Regions from separate parts of the Homo sapiens genome. Here region 2 is linked to region 1. A link is a loop called in an ENCODE intact Hi-C map of the cell type or tissue named here. Cell type or tissue: CD4-positive, alpha-beta T cell. All regions are shown on one strand. Links, peaks and the distances in the headings refer to the core of each region. The heading gives the core; the rest is flanking DNA.

The links. Peaks named below come from ENCODE experiments on the same cell type or tissue, not always from the same donor. Only the 100,000 strongest peaks of a DNase experiment are listed, where the experiment ranks them.
Region 2: it touches region 1 in a loop (5-fold over the local background); 1 of 110 quality-filtered maps calls a loop at or near these places.

The regions. Positions count from the first base shown.
Region 1 is chr6:148,557,380-148,562,888 of GRCh38, reverse strand. No RefSeq gene overlaps it. Among named protein-coding and RNA genes, the nearest start is that of UST, 190 kb to the left of the region's middle. RefSeq lists a silencer at 2,863-3,042. In CD4-positive, alpha-beta T cell, for the core only: a CTCF peak has its summit at 2,968 (motif pointing left); a DNase peak (open chromatin) is centred at 2,928; H3K4me3 peaks cover 291 bases.
Region 2 is chr6:148,781,096-148,785,668 of GRCh38, reverse strand. All of the region lies in intron 1 of UST (uronyl 2-sulfotransferase), which reads right to left. Among named protein-coding and RNA genes, the nearest start is that of UST, 36 kb to the right of the region's middle. RefSeq lists an enhancer at 4,194-4,263. In CD4-positive, alpha-beta T cell, for the core only: no CTCF peak of the experiment used is centred there; no DNase peak of the experiment used is centred there; H3K4me3 peaks cover 69 bases; H3K27ac peaks cover 210 bases.

The DNA of each region.
Region 1 (5,509 bases), core at 1,570-4,069:
CAGGAGCATGTATGAGAGATAGCAACATGTCCTCCAACAGAATTTCAGCCAATCTGTGTCACTTTCAAATGTGGTTTTACATTGATTTGTTAGGACTTGATGGTTTAGGAAAAGGCAAAGGAAGAAATGATATGCTTTGCAGGTTTAAACTGCTAGATGGGTCCCCTTCCTCCGGGATCTTCTGTGATTCTGAGATCCGATGCCTTAACTAAGGGCATTCTGGGCTGTCAGGAAGGGGTGGTGTTGACTGGAGTTACTTGAGTCTTGCTGAAGGAGGCTTGACTTCAGATGATAAAATTCAGACAGACAGAGAAAGAAGAATGTGGGGAGGACTCTAGGATAGGAAGAAAATTCAAGCACGGATGAAATAGGAGTCACCATGCGATATTCAGGAGACATTGAGGGGACATTGAGATATTCAGGATGAATCGTTATTTACTGAAGGAGCCTGTGGTAAATAAGAGGTTTTTCTCTATGTGGAGGCACTAGAGCCAGGGGAATCCACGTTCAGCTAGATCATTGAGTTCTGAATCTTCCCTCTCCAAAACCCCTGTTAGCTCCACACATTCCAAAGCTCTGAAATGAAACAGCTACAGAATCTTTCTCTCCCTTTCCCTGCCTTGACTACTGCCAATCAGGGCAGGCATTCTTGCAAATACTTTATAATTGAAGGAGGAAAACAATGCCCTGGCTCCAAAGTGGCATTGAGGACACAAGCTGTGACTAGTTTCTGATTTTCCTCCCTGTTGGGTGGGCTTGAGTCATTGATGTGGTCCATGTGGCTGCTGCCCTACCCTCATCTTTACTGTTGCCTGGGAGGTGGCAGGAGAATCTTCTATGAGTGAGGAAAATATCACCCTCCGCCTGTGCCTTATTGGATACAGTTGGGTCCTGTGGCCACTAATGGCTGCAAGGGAAGCTGGCAAAGGGGGCTTGGGAGGGAGGGGCCGACACAGCTGCCACTGGTTTGAGCCAATTACGATTCATGTCCTGGGACTGGAAATAATGAGGCCAAACAAAGCAGAGATTCTGCCATCAGACAGCAGAGGGGTGGCTTTCGCAGAAAGGTCAGTGGGGCAGGCAGGTCTTTTCCCGGCACCTGCTATGTGCACAAATAATGACAATGAGGCTGAGCAGTGAAAGGACCTGCCTGGGGTCACAGAGCAAGCACAACTCCAGAGCACACCACCTCCAGGCTGGGCGCTGTCTTTTCTCCTGTGATCCCAGCACAGTGGACCAAGTGCTGGTGGCTCAATGTAAATTTCAAGGCCCCAGGAACTCCTTCACTGAAGATACTCATAGTTTTTAACCCTTACTATGCATCAGAATAACTTGTGGAACTTGCAAAAACTCATGAATGTCCAGACTTCATTCCCTGAAGTTCAGATTCAATTGGTCTGCAGTAGGCCCCGGGCAGCCTCCTTTGCAAAGCTTCCCAGGTATAATGGTGTTCTACTCTCCCCAGTTATTCAATGAAACACAAACTTAGGTGTTTCTATGAAGGTATTTTGTAGATGAAATTAAAACCCCAAATCAGTTGACTTTAAGTAAGGGAGAGTATCCTAGACCAGCAGTCCCCAACCGTTTTGGCACTGGTCACCAGTTCCATGCAAGAAAATTTTTCCGTAGATGGGGTGGGGTGCGAGGGGATGGTTTCAGGATGATTCAAGCATGTTTCATTTATTGTGCATCTTTCTTTCTATTATTATTACATACTCACCATAATGTAGAATCAGTGGGAGCCCTGAGCTTGTCTTCCTGCAACTAGATGGTCCCTTCTGGGGGTGATGGGAGGCAAGGACAGATCATCAGGCATTAGATTCTCATAAGGAGCCTGAAGCCTAGATCCCTTGCATGTGTAGTTCACAGTAGGGTTTGCGATCCTGTGAGAATCCAATGCCACTGATCTCACAGGCAATCAGATCCTAACAGGCCATGGACTGGTACCAGTCTGTGGCCCAGGGGCTGGGGACCCCTGTCCTAGACAATCCAGATGGGCCTGATTCAATGCATCAGAAGGCCTTAGAAGCAAAGCTGAGGCGTCCTTGATGAAGAAGAAATGTCATGGTGGACAGCAGCATCAGCTGGTGTCTGTGAGTTCCAGCCTGTCCTTCCTGATGATCAGCCTGCCCTATGGATTTCAGACTTGCCTCGTCACACCTCGCAATTAAGCCAATTCCGTGCAAAAAATCTCGAATTATACATCTCTCACGGGTTCTGCTGAGAACCAGGGAGTTATTCAGTAGTTGTTAAGCCAAAGGGCATCAGAATAAAATAACACAAGGTCAAATCTCATCTCTTCTCCCTGCGACCTTCGTGGCTGCAGTTCCTTCAGCTATAAAGTGGGGATCTCGGTGTTCGGTGCACAGGCATCCTGTGAAGGGTAACTGCTCTCAGGAGTGTGTACGTTCACTACACATCAGGACTGAGTGATGGCAGCTGCTCTTATACTGCTAGGCTATTCTGGGCCATGAGCAAATAAATGTTCAGACAAAAAATGCGGCTGGTGTTCCCTCACCATTGCTTGACATCTAAAGTTTAGGGCCTTGGAGTGACCTAATCCGGCTTCCCCCAGCTTGCTCCCGCAGTAGGCAAGAGGGCGCCTGCGCACACACAGACACGTGGACGCTGCACCCCAGCAGGTGCAGGACACCGAGGCGGCCGCCCAGCTCCGGTCATGAAAGCAGCCAGGAGTTCCATCGGTCACCCATCATCGCTCTCCTGGGAGTTTTAATAGGTGTTTTGGTTACAGGACTCCAGGTCTCGCTGCTCACTTGGTGAGTCGTGGCGGTCCTGCCGGCCCTGCTGCCGCCGCACTCGGTTTCGGGGCTGCGGCTCGGCTCCGCACCGCGCGGCGTGGACGCGCTCCTCCCGGGGGCTCCCGCGCCTCCCACCAGCGCCTCCCGGCGAGCTGGCTCGGCCTCCAGCCTGGCGAAGCAGTGCCCTCTGGCGGCCACGCACTGCAGCAGCGGCTCGCTCGGCAAGACGGAGGCCGAAACCTGAAACCGGCTCTGGGCCCTGATTTCTTTCTAAGCCACTGTTTTTTGACTTGGAAATCCATAAGAAATCCAAAATTGTAGGTTTTTCTCTTTTTTTATGAAACAATTTTTGTATTTTCCACAGACAATAAATTAGATGTTTCTGTTCCTGGTAGTGCCCAATGTGAGGATGGATACATTTAGCACCTGCACATGTGAAGGTGACCCGACATTAAAAGTAGGGAAACTCCGTGTGGATTTCGGTGATGAGCTACACGTTCACAAAACCACCCTTGATAGTCATTTCCACAACTTCCAGTCCTGAGAACTGGTCACTCCAGCAGGTTTAAGGTAATAATCTGTGGGTCAAAGTTAAGTCAAAGTTAAGCCTTGGATACGCAGAGAGGAGCCGCCTCTTTGTCTATTTACCTTGTCACTAGCCATCCGCGTATGGACCTCAGCCCCTCGTGTCACCCCTCTGGGTCTCCGTCTCCTAACCTAGGAAAGAAGAGGGTTAAAATAGAGCCTCTTCAGCGTTTGCATTTAGGATCCAAGGGCTAGTCATTCTGGAATAGTCATTCATTCAGCAAATACCACGTGTCAAGTGGAGAGGGTTCAGGTTCACCAGGGAGCAAACCTGTGCGTTCCCGGATGTTAAATTGTAGCAAGGGAGAAAGGTACTAAGCAATAAACCTAAAGATGACACAGTGTGTTAGAAGGTGAGAATGAACGCCAGGTGGAAACTGGCACAGGTGTGGGACTCGAGAGTGGTAGCCCAGGGAAAGGCTGAGGGAGAGGCAGTTTCAGATGACGGAATCAGGCCAGGACTCTGAAAAGTGTCCTTTGAGCAAAGACCTGTAGAAGGGCATGAGAAAACCACAGGGTCTTTCTGAAGAAGAGACTTCCAGGCAGAAGGAAGCCTGCAGAGGCCCGAGGTGAGAGCGGTCCGTTAAACTTGCGGACCAAGGAGAAAGCCTGTGTGGCTGAATCAGAGTGGCTGAAGAGTAGCGATGGCTGGGGAGGCTAGGAGGTCACAAGAGATGGTTACACAGAACCTGCTGGGCCACCGCAAAGGATTTGCCTTTGACTCTGAAAGAAACGGGGCCATTGGAGGTTTTGAGCAGAGGAGCGGCACGATCTGCCTGATGTTTTCACAGGTCTGTCTTAGCCTGCTCGGGCTGCCATACATAACAAAATGCCATAGACTGGGTAACTTACACAGCAAACATTTCCTCACAGCTCTGGAGGCTAGAAAGTCCAAGAAAGTCCGGTGAGGAGGCTGGGCGCTGTGACTCACGCCTGTAACCCCAGCACTTTGGGAGGCTGAGGCAGGTGGATCACTAGGTCAGGAGTTCGAGACCAGCCTGGCCAATATAGTGAAACCCCATCTCTACTAAAAATACAAAAATTAGCTGGGTGTGGTGGCACGTGCCTGTACTCCCAGCTACTCGGGAGGCTGAGGCAGGAAAATCACTTGAACCCAGGAGGTGGAAGTTGCAGTGTGCCGAGATCACGCCATTGCACTCTAGCCTGGTGACAGAGCGAGACTCCATCTCAGAAAAAAAAAATCAAAAAGGCCTCCATCTCAAAAACAACAACATAAAAAAAAAGAAAAAGTCTGGTGAGGGTCCTCTTTCTGGCTTGCACACGGCTGGCCACCTGCCCACTGTGTCTTCACATGGTAGAGAGAGAAAGTAATGCCTGGTGTCTTCTTCCTCTTCCCATAAGGGCACTAATCCCATCATGCAGCTCCGCCTGTGTGACCTCATCCAAATCTAATAATCTCCCACAGGCCCCACCTCCAAATACCATCACACTGGAGGCTGGGGCTTCAACATACGAACTTGGGGGAGATTCAAGTGTTCAGCCCTTAACAAGGTCACCCAGGCTACTGTATGAGCTACTGTAGATCACAAGGGTGGGCGGAGATGGGGGCAGGAAAAGCAGGAAACCACAGTGAGCATCGAGGCGAGGGTGGTGGCTGTGGCTTGGGCTGGTTTGGTAGTAGTGGAGACGGTGAGGAATGGTCAGATTCTGGAGAGACTTTGAAAGCAGAGACCACAGGATTTCCCAACAGGTTGAATGCAGAATGTGAAAGGAAAAAGAAGTAAAGGATGATTAAGTCTGAACGAAGTAACTGGAAGCTGTTATTGAGAGGGGAAATTGACATGGGTGGGGCAGAGATCTGCAGGGGGGCCAGATATTTCATTTGGGACATGTTGATAAACTTTAAGACATCTGTTTGTGAAGAGAGAGAAGTGAATGTGCAAAGTTCAGGAGATTCAGGGGACAGTTGTTGCTAGAGATAATTTTCATCCTATAAAGAACGTGGGTTCTAGAGTCAGGCGGATTTGTGCTCAAATCTCAGTCCTGTTACTTACTGTCTATGTCAGCCTGAAACAATGTCTTAACTTCTCTGAACCTTGTTATTCAATATTTATATTTTCAGCTCCTCATGTGTCAGGCACTGTACCAGGTACTGGGATTGAAAAAATAAGCAAAGTCCCTGTGCTCATGGACTCTACACTGGT
Region 2 (4,573 bases), core at 1,666-4,165, 220 kb before region 1:
TGATGTTAAGAATACTTTATTGTAATTCTTTTTAACCAGAAAGACATGTACTATACTTCTATTATCCAGAATGTTCAAATAATCAGCATGCCATATTCTTCAACCACTCTGCACAAATGGTAGTTCGCTGGTCATTTTAATAGTATGTAATTTCAATAAAGGCAAATTAATATAGCACTTTAGTCTTTATAAAGCAATTTTCATTTGCATTGCCTCATTTAACCCTCACAACAACCTTTGAGGTAGGCATTATCATAGTCCTCATTTGTATATCTAAGTAGTCTCAAAGATATTATGCAGTTGTCCCCAAATCATCTAGCTATTGAGTAGTAAAATCAGGAATCAAATCTTGGGCTGAGATGCTTTTCTCCTCTTGATACATAACATGAAGTGTGACACAGACTATAAAAGATAATGGTCTATAGCATCTTAATGCCTAAATGCATGTATGCTTTTTTTTTTTTTTTTAAGATGGAGTCTTGCTCTGTCGCCCAGGCTGCAGTGCAGTGGCTCAGTCTCGGCTCACTGCAACCTCTGTCTCCCGGACTCAAGAAATTCTCCTGCCTCAACCTCCCTAGTAGCTGGGACTACAGGCACACGCCGCCAAGCCGGCGTGTATTTCAGTCGAGACAGGGTTTCACTGTGTTGCCCAGACTGGTTGCAACTCCTGAGCTCAGGCAATCCGGCTGCCTCAGCCTCCCAAAGTGCTGGGATTACAGGCACGAGCCACTGCGCCCGGCCACATATATGCTCTTCATTATCTGTTAAATATTCCATGGCCATGCTCTGCTCTTCCTGAGTCTGCTAAGTCTTCTATACTTCATGTCCACTGATAAGACATTTCAAAGTGCCTTGAAACAAAATGCAGCAACTTGCTTTTACCAGTCTATTGTTTCTACCTGACTTGAGGCAGAATGCTTGCCATTCACCAGGTATTCATCAATTCATTCAACAAATATTTACTGAGCTTTTATCATATCGCAGGCACTGTGCTTTCAGTTTTTCTAAGGGTGTCTGTGGACACATACACAAGATAAACAGCCAATATATGTACAATTTTCCACTTGTTCTTTCCAATTAATACTCTGATTGCCACCAAATCTAATACCTTCCAGCCAGCTTAGATACAGACAGAGGTATGATTTGCCTGATATAGCTTCCCTTTTGGGAGACAGTTCCTCGTGAATGGGTACACAGCTCACTCACTGGTGGAACTTGAGAGGATTTGAGATGGTGTGTTGGTTAGTAAATACTGCCTGGACTTATGTCGAGAGAATGTTATTTCCTTCAAAATTTTCATTCAATAATTCCGATTACATAAAAAGAGTGTCATCGTTTGGGGCTAGTGTTATGTTTAAACTCTTCATAACTTGATAATCTCTCTTTTTAGCAGAGAGAAAACTTCAGGCTCAGAAACTTAAGTGGGGAACTTTAGTTAAAATTTAATATATTTTTTCATAGCATTTATTTTTAGTGTTACCTTTTTCATAGTGAGTGAAATGTGGTTACATTTCCACATCGAATATGGATTACAGTTTCTTTCATAAATTATTCACATATAAAAGTCAGTCTTTATTTAAAATGATGAAGCGTATGAGGGTTGGGGTTTCGTGATATGCCGTAAATTACAGAGGTAGGACAGAAATCACTGACATTGGGGAAAACTCATAGGCAGAGAAAGCAGTGGATTGATCAGCAGCAGCCTATTTCTAGGCCGGGTTGTGTGACTTTGAAGATATCATTGAATCTTGTAGCTCATCATCTTCACCTGTAAAATGCGGGGTTGGATGAGATCTATAGTGCAACATTTTTCTGTCCCCAACCCCCTGGGGACAGAAAATTCCCACTGCACAGGGGAACCTTACTACTGCAAGGATGGCAGACTAGGAATTAGAAGGTTAGCAGGAAATGTGTAGTTATTTCAGGTTCCCCAGGCTTCCACTCCCAAGTGTTCACGTTAAGAACATGCTTAGGGGTTGAGAATCACCAGACAAGTTCATCTCTAAGGCCTCTTCCAATTCTAAAACCACAAGAAGCTCTGATTTTACATATAAATGTGCATGCACAGATATCAAGGACATTTGGTAGCTGTGAGAAGAAAATATGCCTATAATTTTTCCTAAGAAGGAAGAATTATTTAAAATAATGATACGTCTGCTTCTTCAGGGGAAAGGTGTACATGGGAAAAACTCCAGGAGAGAAATGCTTTTTGCTGGGTTGATTAAAACTTGAGCTCTGTTAGTCAATGAGAATATGACTTATCTGGCAAAACTATCAGATTACAGAAATGTTATTTGTGTATATGTGTGCCAGAGATATTGGAGGTTCAGTTCCAGACCACCAGAATAAAGCAAATATGACAATATAGTGAGTTTTTTAGTTATCCAAGGCATATAAAAGTTATGTTTATGTTACACTATAGTCTATTAAGTGTGCAATAATACACTTATATCTAAAAATAATGTATATACCTTAATATAAAAATTGTAAATGCTTAATTGCTAAAAATGCTTACAATCATCTGAGCCTTCAGTGAGTCATAATCTTTTTGCTGGAGGAGGGTCTTGTCTCGATGTTGGTGACTGCTAATGGATCAGGGTGATGGTTGCTAAAGCTTGCGGTGGCTATGGCACTTTCTTAAAATAAGACAACAACGAAGTTTGCCACATTGATGTACTCTTCTTTTCACGAAAGATCTCCATAGCATATGATGTGGTTTGATAGCATTTTACACAGAGTAGAACTTCTTTCAAAACTAGAGCCAATCCTCTCAAGCTCTGCAGCTGCTTTATCCACTAAGTTTATGAAATATTCAAAATCCTTTGTTGTCATTTCAACAATGTTCACCGCGTCTTCGCCAGGAGTAGATTCCATCTCAAGAAGCCGCTTTTTTGGCTTATCCATAAGAAACAACTTGGCCGGGCACTGTGGCTCATGTCTGTAATCCCAGCACTTTGGGAGGCCGAGGCAGGTGGATCACCCGAGATCAGGAGTTCGAGAGACCAGCCTGACCAACATGGTGAAACCCTGTCTCTACTAAAAATACAAAAATTAGCCGGGCATGGTGGCAGGCGCCTGTAATCCCAGCTTCTCGGGAGGCTGAGACAGGAGAATCTCTTGAACCCAGGAGGTGGAGGTTGCAGTGAGCCAAGATCGCGCCACTGCACTCCAGCCTGGGTGACAGAGCGAGACTCTGTCTCAAAAAAAAAAAGAAGCAACTCCTCATCTGTTCATCTGTTCAAGTTTGATCATGAGATAGCAGCAATTTAGTCCCATTTTCAGGTTCCACTTCTAATTTTAGTTCTCTCGCTATTTCCACCACATCTGCAGTTACTTCTCCACTCAAGTCTTGACCCCCTCGATGTCATCCCAACTTCTTCCAAACTCCTGTGAATACTGATATTCTGACCTTCTTCCATGAATGACAAATGTTCTTAATGGAATCCAGAATGGTGAATTCTTACCAGAGGATTTTCAATGTACTTTGCCCAGATCCATCAGAGGAATCACTATCCATGGCAGCTATATCCTTATAAAAACTCCAGCCTGGGTGACAGAGCTGAGTTTCAAAAAAAAAGAAATGTATTTCTTAAATAAAAGGATATGAAAGTCAAAATTAGTCCTTGATCCATGGGCTGCAGAATGGATGTTGTGCTAGCAAGCATTAAAACAACATTAATCTCCTTGTACATCTCCATCAGAGACCTTGAGTGACTAGGTACATTGTCAATGAGCAGTGACCTTTGAAAGGAATCTGTTTTTCTGAGCACTATTTTTTTAAAGCCCAACAATGGGCTTAAAATAGTCAGTAAACCATGCTATAAACAGATATGCTGTCACAGGCAGAGTAGATTTGGCAAATTCTTAAGGGCCCTACAATTTTCAGAACGGTAAATAAACACTGGGTTCAACTTTAAGATACCAGCTACATAAGCCCCTAACAGGAAAATCAGCCTGTCATTTGAAGATTCAAAGCCAGGTACCGGGTTCTCCTCTGTAACTAGAGTCCTAGATGGCATCTTCTTCCTATAGAAAGCTGTTATGTCTACATTGAAAATCTGTTGTTTAGTGTAGCTGCCTTCAACAATGATCCTAGCTAGATCTCCTAGATGACCTGTTGCAGCTTCTACATCAGCACTCACTGCTTCACCTTGCACTTTTATGTTCCAGAAACAGCTTCTTTCATTAAACTTCATGAACCAACCTCTGGTAGCTTCCAACTTTTCTTCTGCAGCTTCCTCACCTCTCTCAGCCTTCATAGAACTGAAGAGAGTTAGGACCTTGCTCAGGATCAGGCTTTGGCTTAACGCAATGTTGTGGCTGGTTTGACCTTCTATCCGGACCACTCAAACTTTCTCGGTATCAGTAATGAGGCTCCTTAGCTTTCTTACCATTCACGTGTTCACCGGAATAGCACTTCTCATTCCCTTCAACAACATTTCTTTTGCTTTCAAAACTTGGTTAACTGTCGCTAGAGACCCAGCCTTCAGTTTATCTCAGCTTTCGGTCTATTTCAGCTTTCAACATGCCTTCCTCACTAAGCTTAATCATTTCTAGCTTTCTATTTAAGGTG